Regions from separate parts of the Homo sapiens genome. Here region 1 is linked to region 2. The links are chromatin contacts, found by Hi-C or POLR2A ChIA-PET in ENCODE. All regions are on one chromosome and are shown on one strand. Each heading gives the region's core, a stretch centred on a gene start or an enhancer-like site at or near the end of the contact. The rest is flanking DNA. Distances are from core to core; before and after follow the strand shown.

The links. Hi-C counts contacts between places; a loop is a spot of excess contacts on that map. ChIA-PET counts read pairs that join two places held with the same protein, here RNA polymerase II (POLR2A). Pooled maps may share reads with other maps.
Region 1: a map with no recorded cell type shows a loop between it and region 2 (8-fold over the local background). The contact joins two enhancer-like sites. A Hi-C loop is called at or near these places in 2 of 37 single-sample maps with no recorded cell type and 4 of 50 pooled maps. POLR2A ChIA-PET finds 5 or more read pairs at or near these places in 4 of 52 experiments (B cell, MCF 10A, OCI-LY7 and 1 more).

The regions. Positions count from the first base shown.
Region 1 is chr14:77,576,780-77,582,765 of GRCh38, forward strand. It overlaps SPTLC2 (serine palmitoyltransferase long chain base subunit 2), which reads right to left. Exons shown (of 12, transcript NM_004863.4): 3 at 2,176-2,330; 4 at 1-136. Among named protein-coding and RNA genes, the nearest start is that of SPTLC2, 37 kb to the right of the region's middle. Within about 2 kb of position 4,357, at least 8 of the 41 ENCODE cell types and tissues checked have a DNase peak (open chromatin) inside an H3K27ac peak, as active enhancers do.
Region 2 is chr14:77,116,908-77,122,476 of GRCh38, forward strand. CIPC (CLOCK interacting pacemaker) reads left to right here. Exons shown (of 4, transcript NM_033426.3): 4 at 1-380. Among named protein-coding and RNA genes, the nearest start is that of CIPC, 21 kb to the left of the region's middle. RefSeq lists enhancers at 3,946-4,145, 4,156-4,215, 4,226-4,455, 4,836-5,015. Within about 2 kb of position 4,009, at least 16 of the 41 ENCODE cell types and tissues checked have a DNase peak (open chromatin) inside an H3K27ac peak, as active enhancers do.

The DNA of each region.
Region 1 (5,986 bases), core at 3,107-5,606, 460 kb after region 2:
AGTACTGCACACTCCAGCTCCATACTCCTCAAGGACTTTGGCGGCTGCTTCTTGACATGATCCAGTATTCCGTGCAAATCCAAGATAGTTGTAGGAACCCATGTTTATAACACCCTTTATTATATTCCCTGTATACCTGTGCATCAATAGCATAAAACAATGAAACTCATGAGCAAAAAAGTACTTACATGTAATATTAAATGAACTGGTGACACAAAAGGAAGCAGAGAGAACAAAGTCTATATTAAAAAAATCTCAAACACACTACCAATTATGGAAATAGAAGTTAAAATAATCAATTTTCATTTATTAATAGTGATAAAGATTTTAAAACTAATGATATCCAGTGTTGGCCAGGACAATCACCTTATCTTACAGGACACTGTACATAAGAATATCAGGTTTGTTTTTTGGAGGGCAGTTTGGCAGTACTTATCCATTAAAAGATATACATACTCAGTAACTCCCGCACATGAGAATATATACACATGAGGATCCTTTGAGAGCCACTGCACAATTTGCCACATCTGTTCTTCAGATACAGAGACCAGTGACATTTCATACAATGGAAGCTGAGGCAGCCTGGGCCCCTAACTAAGGACAAAATGGTTCAAGGGCCCCACCAACCTAGGATGAACATGAAGTATCGATAAGGATAAACTGTTACTGTTTTAATTCCCTGAGATTTTGAGATTATTAACACAGCCCAACATGTCACACCATGGCACATGTATACTGTAAAATACAATGTAGTCACTACAAATAATAAACTTGCTGTGAATATACACATGAGAAGGGGTGTCACTGATATTTGACCAAGCTAAGAAGGCAAGCTGTAGGCCGGGCACGGTGGCTCACGCCTGTAATCCCAGCACTTTGGGAGGCCGCGGTGGGTGGATCACAAGGTCAGGAGATTGAGACCATCCTGACTAACACAGTGAAACCCTGTCTCTACTAAAAAACACAAAAAATTAGCCGGGTGTGGTGGCAGGAGCCTGTAGTCCCAGCTACTCGGGAGGCTGAGGCAGGAGAATGGCGTGAACCCAGGAGGCAGAGCTTGCAGTAAGCCAAGATGGTGCCACTGCACTCCAGCCTGGGTGACAGAGCAAGACTCTGACACTTTGGGAGGCCAAGGTGGGCAGATCACTTGAGGCCAGGAGTTCGAGACCAGCCTGGCCAACATGGTGAAACCTCATCTCTACTAAAAATACAAAAAGTAGCTGAGCATGGTGGTGCATCTCTGTAGTCCCAGCTACCAGAGAGGCTAAGGTGGGAGAATCACTTGAACTTGGGAGGTGGAGGTTGCAGTGGGCTAAGATTGTGACACTGCACTCCAGCCTGGGCAACAAAGCGAGACTCTGACTCAAATAAATGAATAAGTAAACAAACAAACAAATACAATGTTAAAAATACAAAAAGTTTTCCAAACTATTCAATCCATGTAAGTAAAAACACTCTACATATCATCCTTAAATCATTTGAGAAATCAAAATATCCAGAAATAAATTTGGATACTTGATTCTGATAAGTGGCATAATGGAAAGGATAGCTTTTCTTTTTTTTTTTTTTTAAAGTCAAGACCAAAAATAAAACAGACTAAACTTTTGTATACTGTTTCTTATCAATAGGAGTTATTTTTAAAAATAAAGAAGCCAGGCTGGGCGCGGTGACTCATGCCTGTAATCCCAGCACTTTGGGAGGCTGAGGGGGACAGATCACTTGAGGTCAGGCATTCGAGACCAGCCTGGCCAACATGGTGAAACCCCATCTCTACTAAAACAAATACAAAAATTAGCTGGGTGTGGCGGTGCATGCCTGTAGTCCCAGCTACTCGGGAGGCTGAGGCATGAGAATTGCTTGAACCTGGGAGGCGGAGGTTGCAGTGAGCTGAGATCACGCCACTGCACTCCAGCCTGGGTGACAGAGCGAAACTCCATCTCAAAAAATAAATAAGCCAAATTTTCTTCTGAACTATAATCCAACACAGTATCAAATGTAATAGAAAGATATATCTTAAAAAGCTCAACAATGAAGAATATGTAAGGAAACCAATCATATTGTATCCTCAGCTGCTACTCCTATTTTGAGAGAATACTCAATTTATAATAACATATTTTCTCAAATGAAGAAACCCTTTTGTAATTGTTGTCAAATAATTTCCCAACCAAGACTCACTTGAAGGACCAGTTATAATCATGAGACTGTCTCTCCATGATGTCCACCCTGGCTCCAGGCACACTACAGATTGGCCGATTCCAGTTGTCTCTTATCCTCATGTACAGATTCCTTGTATAAAAGTTTTCAAAATCTTGATACAATGACACAAAGTCCTGCCAAGAAATGGTGACATACCATAAATTTAACTGAGTTACTTTATTAAAAAATTTTTTAACAGATGACATGATCTTTTATTTATGTAAATTTATGGGGTATAAGGGCAATTTCATTACGTGCAAGATTGTGTAATGGACAAGTCAGGGATTTTACGGTATCAGTCATTCAAATAACACACATGGTACCCATTAAGTAATTTCTCATCATCCACCCTCACTCCCTCACCCTTCCAAGTCTCCACTGTCTATCATTCCACTGAGTTACTTTAAAAACAAACTTTACAACTTCCATTTTCATACTGTAAGAGCACCTGAGAATGAGAGGCCACTTATATTTAATTAACTGCTAAATCAGGACAGGCTTGGTGGCTCACGTCTGTAATCCCAGGACTTTAGAAAGCCAATGCAGGAGGACTGCTTGAGCTCAGGAGTTCGGGACAAGCCTGGGCAACATAGCGAGACTCTGTCTCAACAAAAACATTTTAAAAATTAGCCAGGTGCAGTGCACCTGTAGTCCCAGCTACTCGGGAGGCTGAGGCAGGGAGATCCCTTGTGCCCAGTAGATTGGGGCTGCAGTGAGCTATGATGGCACCACTGTACTCCAAGCTGGATAACAGCAAAAACAACAACAAAAAAAACCCTGATGTATCAGGAAAACATCTGGAAAGGCATCAATTCTCTATGATTATTTTAACACAACTCTTATCAGATAAAAGTCACTTAACTTTAATAGTTGACATATATTACATGGTTTCAAATAACTGACTTCATGAATGTAGAGCACAAGAATGTAAATTAACAAAGTAGTCCTCATAAAAATAAAATGTAGTCATACAATTCTGTCATTAAATGGTTTCCCTCCCTAATAATCTCAAAAAGACGGCTCTTCCCTCCCCACAAGCCTCCTCCCACATTAATAGATTAGGGGAAATGCCATAAAAACCACATAATTCCAATTTCAACCAAGAAAAACAATTCCAAAATTAAGATTCCATCCTTTGCATATTTTCAAGGATCAAAATGAAACAAATCCAAAGAGAAAATAATAAACAAGAAACACTATAAAATAGGATATAGGGGCCGGGTGTGGTAGCTCACACCTGTAATCCCAGCACTTTGGGAGGCCGAGGTGGGTGGGTGGGAAGATCACTTGAAGTCTCAGGAGTTCAAGACCAGCCTGGCCAACATGGCGAAACCCATCGCCACTAAAAATACAAAAATTAGCTGGGCATGGTGGCGGGTGCCTGTAATTCCAGCTACTCGGGAGGCTTGAGGCAGCAGAATCGCTTGAACCTGGGAGGCAGAGGTTGCAGTGGGCCGTGGTCACTGCACTCCAGCCTGGGCAACAGAATGAGACTCCATATCAAAAAAAAAAAAAAATGGTTATAGGAAGCCACCCACCTTAGGTTCTTTTCCCTTTAGAAAGGAATTTTTTAAAAAAGAAAAAAAAAAAAAAAAAAAGAGGCCAGGTACAATGGTTCATGCCTGTAACCCCAACACTTCGGGAAGCTAAGGTGGAAGGATCGCTTGTGGCCAGGAATCTGAAGTGACAGTAAGCTATGACTACACCACTGCACTCCAGTCTGTGCAACAGAGCGAGAACCTGTCTCAAAAAGAAAAGAAGGCAGGACACAGTGGTTCATGCCTGTAGTCCCAACACTTGGGAGGCTAAGGCGGGAAGATCACTTGAGCCCAGGAGTTCAAGACCAGCCTGGGCAACATAGTGGGACTCTGTCTCTACAAATAAATTTTTAAAAAGAAAGAAAAGAAAATACATTCCCAAAATGAATTCCTATGCTCAGGAACTTAACCCTTCCTCTGAGAGATTAAGTTGTACTAAAACTTAAGTCTGTAAAAAATCAAGTCACAGCGGAGCAGAAATGCTATGCCTGGTGTGGTATGACCACTACTCAGAACACATGTGACCAGACCATATGAGATCTACTTAAACTCTTGAATGTAAAGGGTAAACCAAACAACAAGAAAACGAAACTACAGTTTTTACTGTATCAGCCAACTACTGAGTTTATAACCATTAGATCTGGGCTTGGTGCCAATATAAATTAAGCTGTTAACTAAATCAGTCAAAAACATTGAAAAAGCTTAAGCCTTATTCTGTAAAAGATTTTCATTGCTAAAGAAGGCTGCATACAACTCTAAAATTAACAACTTTCTATGACACCGGACTCTCAAGTGCCTATTGAATGAGCCTCCCAGTAGATAAATCTTATAAATAAGGCTGAGCAAAGTCAGAAGCTACTCTAAGAATTTGCAGTACCTGATACCATCTCTCTTTTTTTTTTTTTTTTTTTTTTGAGGCAGAGTTTCACTCTTGTTGCCCAGGCTGGAGTGTAATGGTGTGATCTCGCCTCACTGCAACCTCTGCCTCCCAGGTTCAAGCGACTCTCCTGCCTCAGCCTCCCAAGTAGCTGGGATTACAGGACTCTGCCACCATGCCCAGCTAATTTTTTGTATTTTTATTAAAGACGGGGTTTCACTATGTTGGCCAGGTTGCTCTCAAACTCCTGACCTCAGGCGATCCACCCACCTCGGCCTCCCAAAGTGCTGGGATTAAAGGTGTGAGCCACCATGCCCAGCCACCATCTCTTTTACAACTGGTTCTAATAGTTAATTTTCCTCAGGACAGAAAATATTCATAAATAACATGTCTATCACAATTGGAAATTTTTCATTTAAATGGCATGTCCATTTTGATAGCCTTCCAACAAGTATACTGGTTGAATGAAAATAGGAATAGAGATATCCAATTCTAATTAAAACTTTTTATTTGGCTGTTATTATCCATGCATTTATTTCCCAAAGGAAAAAACAAAAAGTAGTCTTCAATCCTTTTCATTCATGTAAAAAAGGGTAACAGTACTAACGCTTCTAATGAAGGAAATGACAGTACTGATTATCTCATTTCTTTTTTTTAATTAAAAAAAAAAATTTTTTTTTGAGACAGAGTCTCACTCTGTCACCCAGGCTGGAGTGCAATGGTGTGATCTCGGCTCACTGCAACCTCCGCCTCCTAGGTTCAAGTGATTCTCCTGTCTCAGCCTCCCAAGTAGCTGAGATTACAAGTGCCCGCCACCACACCTGGCTAATTTTTGTATTTTTTAGCAGAGACAGTGTTTCACCATGTTGGTCAGGCTGGTCTTGAACTCCTGACCTCAAAGGATCTGCCTGCCTCAGCCTCCCAAAGTGCTGAGATTACAGGCATGAGCTATGGCGCCCGGCCAATCTCATTTCTTTATAATCTTTCTAAACACTGCACATTAATGTTCAAAGTATTAACTCCAATATTAAGAGAAATATTTCCTTACAGACAAATTTTTATTAGCAACAAAAGCAATATTTTTTGTTTTACTATATAAAACAGAAAAACCTTAGAGTCTGCTCCAAATACCAGAGGGATTATCAAACCCCAAGATAGAAAAAAGACTGCAGGCCAGAATGAAGTAGAGCTTCACCCCTCAGCCTTGGGCTAAACAAAGAAAACCAGAGGCACAGCTGTCTGGGATTAGGAAGGAAGCAATGGGTTCCAATTTCCTGAACAAAGAATTGTGCCTGCCATGGTCAGGCATTTCCATCTCTCCTTAACAAGTGATTAAGTCACAGTAGCACAGGGTAAAGGAGGAGAAGCTGTCACA
Region 2 (5,569 bases), core at 2,759-5,258:
GTTTTCTGAAGGTGAGAAGCCATTTTTAGCTCAGAGCAACCCTTAAGAGAACTTTTGGCAGATTTTGTTGGCATTATTGAAATATATATAGAAAAGTTGCTGATTGCAATGGTTATGGGAATGGAATTTAATGACATTTGTAATTTATTACACTCATTGGTTTTTATTGATTATAGTATTGTCTGACTTTTTATTTTCTACTATGGTTCCTTTAGCAGAAAAGTAACTTTTGTGCATATATTGAAGTGGTTTTTCAGCTATGAATTCTTTAGGGTAGAAATTTATTTAGCAAATGTGAATTCTTTTGAGAAAGTATGAAGTTTTGCAGAAATTGACTGTGAAATGTCAGAGAAAAATAAAAGTCACTTACTTGAAACCTATTTGGCCTTTTTGCTTTATAACTGCTTAAAAATACTGAGTGAACCTGGAGTAAATATTTGAACTGATTTAAATGTTAAACATAGGTACTCATGTTATTTGGGAATATTGGGATTAGACACTGAACATGTGGAAATTCATTGCTCAGATTTTCACTGGTGTGAACTTGAAATATGAGTAGCCTTATGGCAAATGAGTAGTCCCCTGTTTTCTGGAGCCTTGGAGGCTTATACTGGGCAGGTTGGGAGGAGTGAGAGGTGAAGATAGTCCAGTGATTTCTTCCATCTGATTGACACTTTCACAAATAGAACTTTTAAGTGACAAAGCTACTATAATTGTATACCGGGATAAACTAAAGCCACAGTAAGCGAAGTTTTTTCTACAGCACAGTGGTCCTTAGCAAGCACACCTCCATGCCTTCCCCTTTGCCTCCTCAAGCCTTGCTCCTTGTCAGGGTTCACCTAGAAGATCTCAACAGGGAGACATGTGGAGTCCTCCCTGTTTCCCAGGCCAGTCAGGAGCCCCTTTCTGGGATCTTTAAGACACTGGGGAAATGAAAAGCTGACCTCACTAAAAGCCTGGAGGGTTGTCATAGTCGAATTCTTCTAGTATTATTTCTGTCCTATACAATTGTCTAAGTGGCTTTTTAAAATGTAGCTGTAAGGCCACTAGTAAGAAACAAAAAATAGGTAAATATGGCTAGAGAAGGTCCCTTCTGAAATAAAGAGAACCATCCTTCCTTAAGAAGTGGAATCCAGAGAAGGGAGGGAGCACAAAAATTTGAGCCTCAGAGGCTCAAGAGAACCCAGTTATTTGCGTTTGCAGCTCCTCACCCCTGGGCGTGATTCCTGTATGTGGAAACGCTTGCCCCTTAGGACGGCCTGTTTGCAAACATGTTTCATCCACATTTTTTTATGGCATCCCTGCAGATTGTAGCCTGGTGTGATGGGGTCTAAAGACCTACATTCACATGTCATATCTACTACTCATTGACTCAGTGACTTTGGATAAGTCACTTAACCTCTCTCTAGATGTCACTCTTCTCAGCTGAATGATGAAGAATTTGAATTAGTTACCTTGAAGTTTAATCGCAGTGCTAACCTTTGTAAGATCTATAGTTGTGTTACAGGTGAGCCATAGAATTAATAGATTAATTTTTTTTTTTAACGGAGTCTTGCTCTTGTCGTCCAGGCTGGAGTGCAATGGCATGATTTCGGCTCACTGCAACCTCTGCCTCCTGGGTTCAAGCGATTCTCTTGCATCAGCCTCCCAAGTAGCTGGGATTATAGGCGTGTGCCACCACGCCCAGCTAGTTTTTGTATTTTTAGTAGAGATGGGGTTTCACCATGTTGGCCAGGCTGGTCTCGAATTCCTGAGAATTTTGGCAGGGTGATCCACCCGCCTCGGCCTCCCAAAGTGCTGGGATTACAGGCGTGAGCCACCGCACCCAGGTGCTTAAATTTTTTAAAACATGGGGTGCTTAGAAAAGAGGTTCTGAGGGCCTCCAGTAAGATGGTTTTATAGTACGGTGTTCTGTCAGATTTTTAACTTCTTTGTATGGAACTCTGGGAGAAGCTCTTTGCCAGTCTGCATTGGTGTTGCCTTTCATATGATTATCTTGTTGCAGCTAATGTGGATTTACTACCTCCCATGTAAAAACCTGGTCTCAAAGAATTCTTACTGGCCCAAAAGGAGAATGATTTGGGGTTAAATCAGATCATCTCCTTTTCTGGTCAGCCATCTGCAAACAGCCCTTTCATTTCATTTGAGATGAAGAAGGTAACTTTTGTATTTGGGAGAGTGTTAGTTAGCTTATTTCCTTTCAGACTTCTCTCTGCACAACCAGGGATGATGTTTCTTCGTTTTTTTTTTTTTTTTTTTTTTGAATCGGAGTCTCGCTCTGTTGCCCAGGCTGAAGTGCAGTGGCGCTGTCTCGGCTCACTGCAAGCTCTACCTCCCGGGTTCACACCATTCTCCTGCCTCAGCCTCCTCAGCCAGGATTACAGGTGCCCACCACCATGCCCGCTAATTTTTTTTTTTTTTGTATTTTTAGTAGAGACGGGGTTTCACCGTGTTAACCAGGATGGTCTTGATCTCCTGACCCCGTGATCCGCCCACCTCAGCCTCCCAAAGTGTTGGGATTACAGGCATGAGCCACCGTGCCTGGCCTCTTCATGTGTTTTAAGGAACAATTTGGGGCTGCGTGCAGTGGCTCATGCCTGTAATCCCAGCACTTCAGGAGGCCGAGGTGGATGGATTGCTTGAGCCTAGGACTTTGAGATCAGCCTGGGCAACATGGCGAAACCCTGTCTCTCTAAAAAATACAAAAATTAGCTGGGTGTGGTGGCACACACCTGTAGTCCCAGCTACTCTGGAGGCTGAGGTGGGAGGATCACTTGAGCCCAGGAGGCGGAGGTTGCAGTGAATCAAAATCATGCCACTGCATTCCAGTCTGGGTGACAAAAACCCTGTCTCACAAAAAAGCCAAACGAAAAACAGAACCACTTGGGTTGATTTAACATTATTTTCACTGTCACTAGTCAGAGATGACATAGATGCAGTGATACTTTGTGAGGTCTTTATTCTGGTCCAAGCCTTTTGGGTCAACCTTTCATCTACACCAGAAGAGAGATTAGAGATGAGAAGTCTGCCTGGGTGACACAGCACAATCAGAATCCCTGAGAGAAAGAGGCAGAAGAAAACAACGACTGTGCCCTAGCTCCTGCAGCCTTTACCTCTGCTACGTCAGTTTCCTTTATCAAAAGAGGAGGGGCATAATCCTCGCTATGCACTTGACATCCTGAGATGAAGGTGCAACGCAAAAAAGTGATGTCTCAAAAGTGTTTTAAAACTGCTCTACGGAGCAAGGCAGCCTCGCCGCTCACAGACCCAGTGATGGAATTCAAGTGATGGCATTCAGCCCCTTCAGGGTTGTGACTGCTTGGGATAATTAAGACTGTCTTCTACCAAAATCTCATTTACAGTGAATGAGAGGAGAGAAAATATCAACCCAGGATGGTTACTCTTTGACTGGCTTCCTGGAAGGAGCTGTTCTGTGGGTCCATGTGTGACCATTTTGGTTTTTTCCTCTCAGAATCCTTCCTTTATTTTCTTTCTTTTTACTTTTTTTTTTTTTTTTTTTTGAGACGGAGTTTCACTCATGTTGCCCAGGCTGGAGTGCAATGGTGCAATCTCGGCTCATGGCAACCTCCACCTCCCGGGTTCAAGCGATTCTCCTGCCTCAGCCTCCTGGGTAGCTGTGATTACAGGCATGTGCCACCACGCCCGGCTAATTTTGTATTTTTAGTAGAGATGGGGTTTCTCCATGTTGGTCAGGCTGGTCTCGAACTCCCAACCTCAGGTGATCCGCCCACCTCAGCCTCCCAAAGTGCTGGGATTACAGACATGAGCCACCGTGCCTGGCCCCCCTTTATTCTTAAAACACATGGCTTTCCTATCTCTTTCTAAAGGATGGTTATGCAAGACAGAATTGCTTGAAAGAACAGTCTGTATGGTTCCTGCCTTAAATTACAGCAGCTGGAGGAGATGAGTTGAGCAAAAAAGCAAGAAGGGCCCATAGAATATGAAGATAACCCAGGGAGTGGGAGGAAGCTGTTAGAATATGAAGGAGAATGAAAACCGAAAGTGGGATCCTGCGGCCAGCCCTTGTGAGGGCCCTGGCAGGTGGAGTGATTATTATCCTTCCAGCAAGGCAGTCAGAGTGGCTGGAGAGCATGAGAGTAAAAATAGCTGCCGTTACATTTCCTACAGACTCACTAGATCCCAAAAATTGCAGTGGCCTTGGAAGCATGTTTGTTCATCCTGGTGTCTTTATAACAGAAGAGAGCAAAGGCCTCCATTCTCTGGGGACAGCCCACAAAGCCCCTGCCTGCTGGGTGGACAGATGGGAGCGCTTGGCATGGGGCCTGCCCTTCATTTGAGGGTGAGAGTGAAAAACCAGAAGCCCTGAAAAATCAAGACCTGCCACCACTTGTAGATGGTAAACCACAATAATCATGTCTCTACAGAGAGCTGGGTTGAAATTATCATCTCCACTCAACCCTTGCACAAGTGAGTACATTGCCCAGTCAGGGGAAGAGAAGAAGCCTAAAGAAGTTACACACAAATGGAGCACCACAACCTCAACGAGTCCTGCATTGTCTTCAAAAATGGCAGGAAAACTTGGCCCCAGAAGCCTGGTGGTCCTGCTGGTTAACATTTCATTCTGCTTCCCCTCTGAGCTCCAGCAAGGTTTCTGGGCCTCTCCTCTCATCACTGGGCTGCTCAGGAAATGCAAATGAGTTTCACTTCAGCAAAACACAGAGAAAGGGCAGTGAACCGTCACAACAAACAGCCCCGGATACCCACAGCCCGACAAAACAGTGACAGGCATGGTTTAGACTGTGTGTTTTCAATAATGGTCCCCTGGGCTCTCACAGGCCGAGAGAGTGAACTTCAAGGTGAAAGCCTTTTATTTTTTTGAAAGGATATCCAAGTTGATGCTTGTCTTGGCAAGGTGTATTTAGAAGTATCATGCTTTCCAGCCTGTGCTGATTTTATTCTTGAAGCATTTTATAAACATCAATTGTGCCGTGAAGCTCCTAGCTAGTAAATTACTAACATTGCTGATTGTACTAGTCAGGTTGGGCTGCAGTGACAATGTCACTTCTGCTCAGCCCGTGGCCAAGACTGGCTCCTGGCCCCACCAGTTGCATGGGGATCAGGACATGTGGGACAGTATGCACTGAATGATTTAAAAAAAAAAAAGTCAACATGGCAGAAATATTTAATTCAAGGGAAAAAAAGGTTCTTGGACCCACAGGATCAGAGGTGAGCAGGCACCAGTCAACACAAGGCCACAGGTCAGCCCTGGGGTAGGTCCCACTTTGGGGACCTTTAAAAATCCTCAAAAACATGGTCCTTGTCACTCAGATTTTCACACCTTTCCTCCCAAAATTGTATTCCAAAACCCGAACATTTCTCCTTCTTCTGAAAGTATTAATGATTCCTGCAGCTTACCTGACCAAAGCATTGTCATTATTATTTCAAGGAAACACATTTTCAACACGTTTATGTCCCAGCTGCTGACTGAGCTGTGGATATAAAATGGTGGCTAAAACAGACCTGGTCCCTCCTTCTAGTCTTGTGGGAGGTAGCAATGACAATCAGTTAGTCAATTGCCCCTTTGACA